2 separate regions of the Homo sapiens genome follow, and region 2 is linked to region 1. A link is an interaction called in ENCODE POLR2A ChIA-PET data of the cell type or tissue named here. Cell type or tissue: MCF 10A. All regions are shown on one strand. Each heading gives the region's core, and the rest is flanking DNA. Links, peaks and the distances in the headings are about the cores only. Region 1 overlaps GPRIN2 (G protein regulated inducer of neurite outgrowth 2). Region 2 has its middle 26 kb from the start of MSMB.

Region 1 (4,389 bases), core at 281-4,280:
TTCTGCTGAGAACGAGGACTCGAGTCAGGCTATGCTACCCTCCTTCCATGGCCATGGGAAAAAGGGGTGTGTGCTGTTGGTGTGAGAGATCTGGATCTTAACAGATCAGACTTAAACTAATTTGCCCATGATGACCGTGTGGATTTGGAGGGACCTGGGAATCTCACAGACCTATGGGATGTCCCAGTGATATGTCCTGGGCTTCATACCAGCCCTGCCCTGCCTGACAAGTTGGATGAAAACTGATAAAGGACTTGTCATAGCTTCAGATGGCAAAACCAGGCCAGGCCAGAATGAAAAAGGAGAAGGAATTTAACATGGGCAAATGCCAAGCTCTGCATTTAACTAACCAAGGCTGCTTGGCGTGAACAAAACTGAGACAGAGCAATGCATGGAGAAAAGGGTTGGGCATTTGTGGGCTACAAGCTTGGCATGACATGGATGCAAATGTCAATGGGTGCACCCCCAGATGCCTGTGACTCCCTCTGGTGGTTTCTGTGCACAACTTCCCCCAAAATAGGCCCTACGACTCCAGCAGAAACCTACCCTGGGGCTCCTAGAGCTTCCTAGCCTGCCTGCCAGAGAGCAGAAGTGCCTGGAGGCTACATCTTCACCCCTGGGTAGTCCTTACTCTGAGGTGGGACTGCATCCAGGGCTCCCCTTTAGGGTCTGACTTGGACTGAAATCACACCCTGCCTTGCCTTCTGCCCCTCCCTTAACTTGCTCTCCCCTCCCTAATAACTCCAGCATCCTCATCTCAGCAGAAGCTTCTGGGGAACCCAGCCCAAGATGAGTGGTGAGGGCTAGGGTAGCCCTCCTCAATGCACTCTGGGAACTACATTTTCAGAAGCCCCAGCCAGAGGGCCAAGTCCCAGGCAGGGTGCAAAGCTGTGGGGCGAGGAACCTGGAAAGAGGCTCTGAACAAGGGACTTTTAAGGAAGTGGGATGTGGGCTGTGATCACAGCCAAGCTGGCAGGGTAAGAGGTGGCCCCTGAATGTGGCTATGAGAGGGGTGCCCAACACTACCAGCCTGTGTGCTGAGCACTAACTCAGTGCCAGGCACTACTTGGGTTATTCTATTTAATCTCCACACCAAGCATGTGAAGGAGGCACCATTGTCATCCCCATCTTACAGATGAGGAAGATGATCAAGGCTTGTAACTTGCCCAAGATCACATGGCTATAGGTGTGGATCCTATATATCCAGATTCAAACTCCAGCTTTAGCCCACTAAGCTACGGTGGCCAACCCCAGCCCAAAGTGTTGGGACCTGCGTGTAGAAGACCCCTTCAGCCCTTGTAAAGTTAGGATCTAGCATGTCTAAGGGGACAGAGACCCAATCCAGGTGACACAGGAGGTAAGATCACAGTGGAACAGGCCATCCCTGCTTTTCCACCACCACCAGCACTGTGACCTCAGACCAGCTCTACTCTATGAGTTTCTTGTGACAGTGATGGCAGCCTGGGGCCAGACAAGGGATGCGTGTCTTGTGTCCTGGACACAAGACAGGCAGGCCCAGAGGGGACAAGCTATATGAAGAGAGGCTTCAGCTGTCGGGGGTCCTGAATGCCATGGAAGGAGAGCAGGTGGGCAGAAGCAGGGAGCCCCTGGAGCAGACAGAGGGGGGATTCCTGCTGAGGCAAGGGGCTCTAGGACTCCAGGGTTTATGCTCCAAAGAACAGAATTTACCAGGACAAAATAAACAAGACCAGTCAGGACCGATGCCCCATCCCTGCTGGGGTCTGGCAAAGCTCTCACCTCCAAATTTGTATCTGTTTTGAATTCAAAGCCAAACAAACACATCAACAGTGAACTCCAACACCTCCCAGAGCAGGGCCTGAAAGGGACCCAGAAAGTCTGGCCAGAAATCTAGAGTCCAAGGGGAGGAGATCTGTAAACTAAACCGCTGGCCATGCTCTGGGGCCCTAAACCACTGCAGGCATCAGGGCTGTTCCAGGAGAGGGCACAGCAAAGGGGGTTGGGAGGGGTCTCCAGTTCCAATCAGAAATGAGGCTGCAGTCACTTCAGGTAGACCTGTCAGCAGCAGCTGTGCAACTGGGCTAGGGAGACAAGGATCGTGGTTTAGCCAGGAGAATCATCTGGGGCCCCAGCCAAGACACAGGTGTTGGATTTCAGCACCGCTCTGCAAATACTCATCTCAGTGACGATGAGGTGAGTGGGAGCTTGGCTGAGCCCAGCCCGGCCTGCCATCCTGGCAAGCCAGGGCAGCATGGAGGTAGCACAGAGTGGCACCCAGCCAGCGTGAATGCATAAGAATCTGCACGTGACACAGAAGAAAGTCTCTTCATGAAGTAGGTTTCACTGGTCCCAGCCAAACCCTGTGGCAGGTGGCCCTTTCTGCACCTGCTGAACATGCCATTCACCTTGACCCAGGTAGTGGCCTCACCCTCCTCTTGCTCAAACTGGAAACCTCAGCATCCTGAAATGCCTCCTCCCCAAATCCATTGCACACATGTGTGCCTGTGTATGCGTGTGTGTGCACGTGTATGAACCCAGCCCCCAGCTGCCCACTCCATTGCCCCTAAACAGGCCCCTCCTTGGTGTCACCTGGCACATCTCCACTGGAAGCCAAATGGATATTTCTAAACTGAAATCTGGTCCCACCTCAGAACCCCTTCCACAGTTCCCTTAAAGTTCCTTTCCTCATTTACATCAGGATCTTCACAATGGGGACCCCTGGTCACCTCCCAACCCAACAAACGCTCCAAATGAGCCGCCACTGCAGAAACTCATTATGGCCCAGGCAGGACAGGCACATCCAAGTATCTGACCAGGCTGTTCCATCTGCCAGGCAGGTCCTGCCCTCTCTCCACCCACCTGTCTAACCCCTGCATCCTCAAGACCCTACTTAGCTATGGCCCTGTGTGAAAGGTCCCTCCCCATGCACCCACAGCCATTTGTTCTCTCTCATGTGGCCCTAACAGGCTGGGGTTCCTGGAGACTCCATGGGGAGCCAGGCATGAAGATGGCATATACCCATGTGTCACTCCCCAGAACGTGAGCTGCCTGCCCTGGCACCATACACAAAGGGACTGACAGCCCCAGAATCCCAAGGGGTGCACCTATGCATATGGGAAAGGCATGTTTACGGGTGAGAATGGTCCATCGTTGGGCTTCAGGAGGCATCTGACCTGACGCACGCCTTTGTCACTTTGTCCTTGTGGCCTGTTGAAATGCCACTCCTGCTTTACAAATTCACCAACTGTTGCATGAGTCATTTCCACCTCAATGAGTACCAGGTCCTTGAGGATGGGGAAAAGTAAGCCACCACTGTGGGGGTCCTGGGCTCCTAGGTGCAGAAGAGGCTCCAGAAACAGGCCAGGTCGTGGGCCATGACCCCACACTAGCCCTCTGGTCCCTCACACGGGTGGATTGGGGGGCTGTGTCACGGGATCTTAGGATCTTCAAGACAAAGACCCAGGACAAGAACACAAGCCCACTCCCATTCTTCACAGGCCTCGAGAAATCTTTGGGCAATGAAGTCAGACTGTGCCAAAGCCCATGTTTCTGTCTCTCCAAGGCCCCTGGCCCCCACTGCCTAGCCTAGGTCAGGTCATGTGGGCAAGCGAGCCCCCACAGCCTCACAGCCCCTACCCCAGGGCCAGGGCAAACTCCTGCCCTGTCCCCCTCCATTCCTGCCCTCCCTCCTTCCACAAACTGCACCAGCTGGGGAGAAATCCTTCAGCCGACAGAATGAGGTGAAAATAGTGCAATTTTAGGCTTTGTAACTGAGATTAGGGCAGGTGGCCACCCATTCTCCCCTTCCTCAGGCCAGCCTCTGACACAATGACCCTGGAAGCCTGGCAGCCCTCCGTAATGGTCAGCATCCTCCCCTGCCATCCCCAACCCACACCATGAGCTCAGCCAGGGCAGGGGCAGCCTCTGTCTCATTCACCACAGAATCCACAGAACCCAGCACAGAGTATGAGCTCAGTAAATTCTCCTCATACATGACTGCACTGACTGGACCGGGCACATGCTACAGGGCAACACCCACGGCTCAGCTGGCCCTGGCTTTGGATCTCAGTCCCACCTCTTCAAGCTGTCCAGCGTGGGGCACATCGGCTACAGCCTTGCCAAATGAAGGCTTGCCAGGATGAAGAGGTGAAGACAGGACAAGCACAGTATGTGGCACACAGGAGGCCTCTGATAACATCAGTCCCCTTCCCTAAAGACCTGGGCAGTCCCTGTCACTGGGGCCTCACATTTCATGTCGAGAATTCACTATTTCTCAGCACTGATTTCAAATAAAGCCACCAAGAGTCTGACGAGGCAACATGGCAGAGTTCTGAGGGTGGAGTGAACAAAAGGTCATTTTTTACAGAAAACTCAGGATCTCCCCTCTGCACAGTGCTAAAGCCCTGTCTC
Region 2 (4,389 bases), core at 166-4,165, 470 kb before region 1:
CATAGGAAGAGTTTGTTCTGGAGGTCTGCAAGGTAGAGGTATATGGGCAGCAACATTTTCAGTTATCACAAATTTTTTCTTTCCTTTCCTCTCATTCAGCCATGGAGTCAGATGCTCTAGTGCATTGGGGAGACAGGAAGCAAGGCAGAAAGCCTAGCTAGCTAGTAATGCTCCTTGGCTTTCATTTTTAAGGAGAATGAGAAAGTTTTCAGAAAAAGTCAAAGGGAGAAGAGTGCTCCAGGGAAGGATCAGTGGTGCTGAAAGGAAGCAGGATTGTGAATCCCAAGGAGAGCAGAGGGAAAGCTGGAATTCTCAGCAAAGGGGGATCTTAGCCTCTCTTTCCAGAGGCCCCTTTGGACATGGAAGGATCCCAGAGAGGAATGAGTGAGGGATGCATCCAGGAGATGAGACCAAAAGCCCCAGGGCTCTCACTTTTCTAAAGGAATCCTATGTCCCGGGATCTCGAGGAAGCAGCAAAGAGTCACTGGATACAAAAGGGACTATATGGGCAGAGACAACGAATATCTCTCCAGAAACACGAGGAGACAGAAGACGACATAGCAGCTGGATGTGCTGACTCACACTTGTAATCCCAGTACTTTGGTATGCCAAGGTGGGAGGATTGCTTGAGCCCAGGAGTTCAAGGCCAGCCTGGACAACATGGCAAAAGGTCATTTCTACAAAAAATAAAAAAATTAGCTAGGCATAATGGCTCGTGGCTACAGTCACAACTACTTGGGAGGCTAAGACATTAGAACCACTTGAAGCTGGAGATGGAGGTTGCAGTGAGCTGAGATAGTGCCGTTGCCCTCCAGCCTGGGCTTACAGAGTGAGACTCCGTCTCAAAAAAACCCCCAAAAACCCACAATGTGGTACTGATATAAAGATAGACATATAGACCAATGTAACAGAATAGAGAGCCCAGAAATAAACCCTTGTACATATGGTCAAATGATCTTTAGCAAGGGCACCAACATCTCACAATGGGAGAAGGACAGTCTCTTCAGCAAATGGTGTTGGGAAAACTATATCCACATGCAAAAAGAATAAAGTTGATAGCGGGGAATGGTGGTTCATGCCTGTAACCTCATATACAAAAATTAACTCGACACTTTGGGAGGCCGAGGCGGGTGGATCATGAGGTCAGGAGATCGAGACCATCCTGGCTAACAAGGTGAAACCCCGTCTCTACTAAAAATACAAAAAATTAGCCGGGCGTGGTGGCGGGCGCCTGTAGTCCCAGCTACTCGGGAGGCTGAGGCAGGAGAACGGCGTGAACCCGGAAAGCGGAGCTTGCAGTGAGCCGAGATTGCGCCACTGCAGTCCGCAGTCCGGCCTGGGCGACAGAGCGAGACTCCGTCTCAAAAAAAAAAAAAAAAAAAATAACTCGAAATGGATTAAAGGCTAAATGCTAAGATGTAAAACTATAAAACTCTTAGAGGAAAACCTAGGGGGAAACTTCATAAGATGAGATTTGACAATGATTTATTGAATGTGATACTAAAAGTACAGGCAACAAAATCAAAAATAGATAAATGGGACTACATCAAACTTAAAAACGTCTCTCTGTCAAAGGAAACAATGAGCAGAGTGAAAAGGCAACCTATGGAATGGAAAAAAAAAAACTTGTGAATCACATATCTGAGGAAGGGTTAATGTCCAGAATACATAAGGAACTCTTACAACTCAACTACAACAAAAACAAATAACCCAATTTAAAAATGGGCAATTGATTGAATAAACATTTCTCCAGTGAAGATATACAAATAGCTAACAGGCCTATGAACAGATGTTCAACATCACTAATCATTCAAGAAATGCAAATCAAAACTACAATGAGACATCACTTCACACCTGTTAGGATGTCTAGGATCAAAAAAACAGAATAACAAATGCTAGCAAGGATGTAGAGAAACTGGAACCCTTGTGCTTTGTTAATGGGAATGTAAAATGGCGCAGATGCTATGAAAAATGGTAGGGAGGTTCCTAAAAAAAATAAAAATAGAATTACCATATATTCCAGCAATCCCCCTTTTGGGTATATACCCAAAAGTATTGAAAGCAGGATCCCAAAGAAATATTTGCACACTCATGCTTGCTGCAGCATTATTCACAATAGCCAAGAGGTGAAAGCAACCCAAATGTCATTAATGGATTTTAAAATGTACTTATACATAAAATGCAATTGTATTGTTGTAAATATTATTCAGTTATTATAATGATATATAATTATTAAAATTGTAACATTATTCAGCCTTAAAAAATAAGAAAATACTGTCACATGCTACGACATTGATGAACCTTAAAGGCATTGCACTAAATGAAATAAGTCAGTCACAGAAAGACAAACACTGTATGATTTCACTTATTTGGTATCTAAAGTAGTCAAATCCATAGACGGAAAGTAGAAGGGTGGTTGCCAGGGGCTGGAATGAGAAGGAAATGGACAGCTGTCCAGTGAGCACAGAGTTTCACTTTTGCAAGATGGAAAAGTTCTAGAGATCTGTTGCATATCAATGTGAATAAAGTTACCACTATTGAAACAAACACTTAAAAATAGTTAAGATGATAAATTTTGTATGTGATTTTACCACAGCTTTTTCCTTTTTTTTTTTTTTTTTTTTTTGAGACGGAGTCTTGCTCTTGTCACCTAGGCTGGAGTGCAGTGGCCCGATCTTGGCTCACTGCAACCTCCGCCACCTGGGTTCAAGTGGTTCTCCTACCTCAGCCTCCCAAGTAGCTGGGATTACAGGCATGCACCATCACACCCAGCTAATGTTTTTGTATTTTTAGTAGAGATGGGGTTTCACCATGTTGGCCAGGCTGGTCTCAAACTCCTGACGTCAGGTGATCAGCCCACATCGGCCTCCCAAAGTGCTGGGATTACAGACATGACCACTGCGCCTGGCCTACCACAACTTTTTTATAAAAAGGAAGGAAATATTGATATCTGTTACACTATGGCTGAACCTTGAAAACACTGTGCTAAGTGAAAGAAGCCAGTCATAAAAGGCCATGTATTATATAATTCCCTTTAGATAAGCTATCCAGAATAGATAAATTCATAGAGACACAAAGTAGATTAGTGGTTGCTTGGAGATGGGGGAATAGGGGACTGGGGTGATAGCTAAAGGTTATGGAGTGACTTTTTGAAATGATGAACAGTTCAAACATTGGTTGTGATGATGGTTAGACAACTCTGTGAATATGCTATAAAGCAGTGATATATACAGTTTAAAATGGTATTTTTTGGCCAGGCATGGTGGCTCATACTTGTAATCCCAGCATTTTGGGAGGCCAAGGCAGGAGGATCACTTGAAACCAGGAATTCAAGACCAGCCAGGACAATATAGCAAGATCCCATCCCTACAGAAAACTACAAAATTAGTTGGGTGTGGTGGTGTGTGCTGGGACAATATAGCGAGATCCCATCTCTACAGAAAACTACAAAATTAGTTGGGTGTGGTGTAGTCCCAGCTACTGGGGAGGCTGAGGCAGGAGGGTCACTTGAGCCCAGGAGTTCCATATTACAGTGAGCCATGATGGAGCCACTGCTCTCCAGCCTGGACAACAGAGTGAGACTGTCTCTAAAAAAATAAAATAAAGAAACAAAATAAATGACATATTTTATGGTATTTGAATTATATTTCAATAAATATTTTATTAAAATTAATAAAGAACACAAAGATAACTTGATTAAATCAAAAGGCATATTCTGTTCTTGAATAGGAATATCCAAAATCATAAAGATGTCAATTGTTCTTAAGTTGATCCATAAATCTTTCTGGAAAAGACCAACAAGGTACTTTTGGTACTAGACAAGCTGAATCCAACATTGAAAAATAAGCAATAGTGGACTGAATAATTCTGAAAAAGAACAAGAAGGGGTTTATCAGGCATCAAAAGAGAGTATAATAAAATAATTAGTTGGGAAAGCAAAATGGAAGTGGGGTTGTACAAAACTGGGAGCCAGCCGAACCACAGTGCTGGCCAAGTGGGCTAGCGCCAGCTATGGGGTTGCTAGGTGTTGGAGTCGCTCAAGAGTAATTTTTTTTTACACTGAAAGTTATGAAATATTTGTTTTTGACCTACAAAACCAGTAGTTTAAAGTGATTCAATTTACTACTTGAGGTGACCAAATGAGGGAAAAATAGAGTTGAATTCAAAGCTTTTTGTCAATGGTCAATGGCAAAGAAACCATGTATCCACGTTGGAGGGCCTTAAAAACTAGTCCTAGATTCAGAAATGCAATTCAGGATTGTTAGGGGATGCAATTGAAGGGGAGCTGAAGCTGGCTTGGACATAACATGAGGAAAGCCCCAAGTAACAGCTGTGGCACACCCTGGGCTATCTGGGGCTTTCTTTGATTGGTAATGTGGTGGTAGGGGC

The links. Peaks named below come from ENCODE experiments on the same cell type or tissue, not always from the same donor. Only the 100,000 strongest peaks of a DNase experiment are listed, where the experiment ranks them.
Region 2: POLR2A ChIA-PET joins it to region 1 with 7 read pairs; 2 of 35 experiments call an interaction of 5 or more read pairs at or near these places.

Annotation. Positions count from the first base shown.
Region 1 is chr10:46,544,728-46,549,116 of GRCh38, forward strand. GPRIN2 (G protein regulated inducer of neurite outgrowth 2) reads right to left here. Exons shown (of 3, transcript NM_001385282.1): 3 at 1-4,389. Among named protein-coding and RNA genes, the nearest start is that of GPRIN2, 9.7 kb to the right of the region's middle. In MCF 10A, for the core only: a CTCF peak has its summit at 457 (motif pointing left); DNase peaks (open chromatin) are centred at 484 and 2,194.
Region 2 is chr10:46,070,395-46,074,783 of GRCh38, forward strand. No RefSeq gene overlaps it. Among named protein-coding and RNA genes, the nearest start is that of MSMB, 26 kb to the left of the region's middle. In MCF 10A, for the core only: no CTCF peak of the experiment used is centred there; no DNase peak of the experiment used is centred there.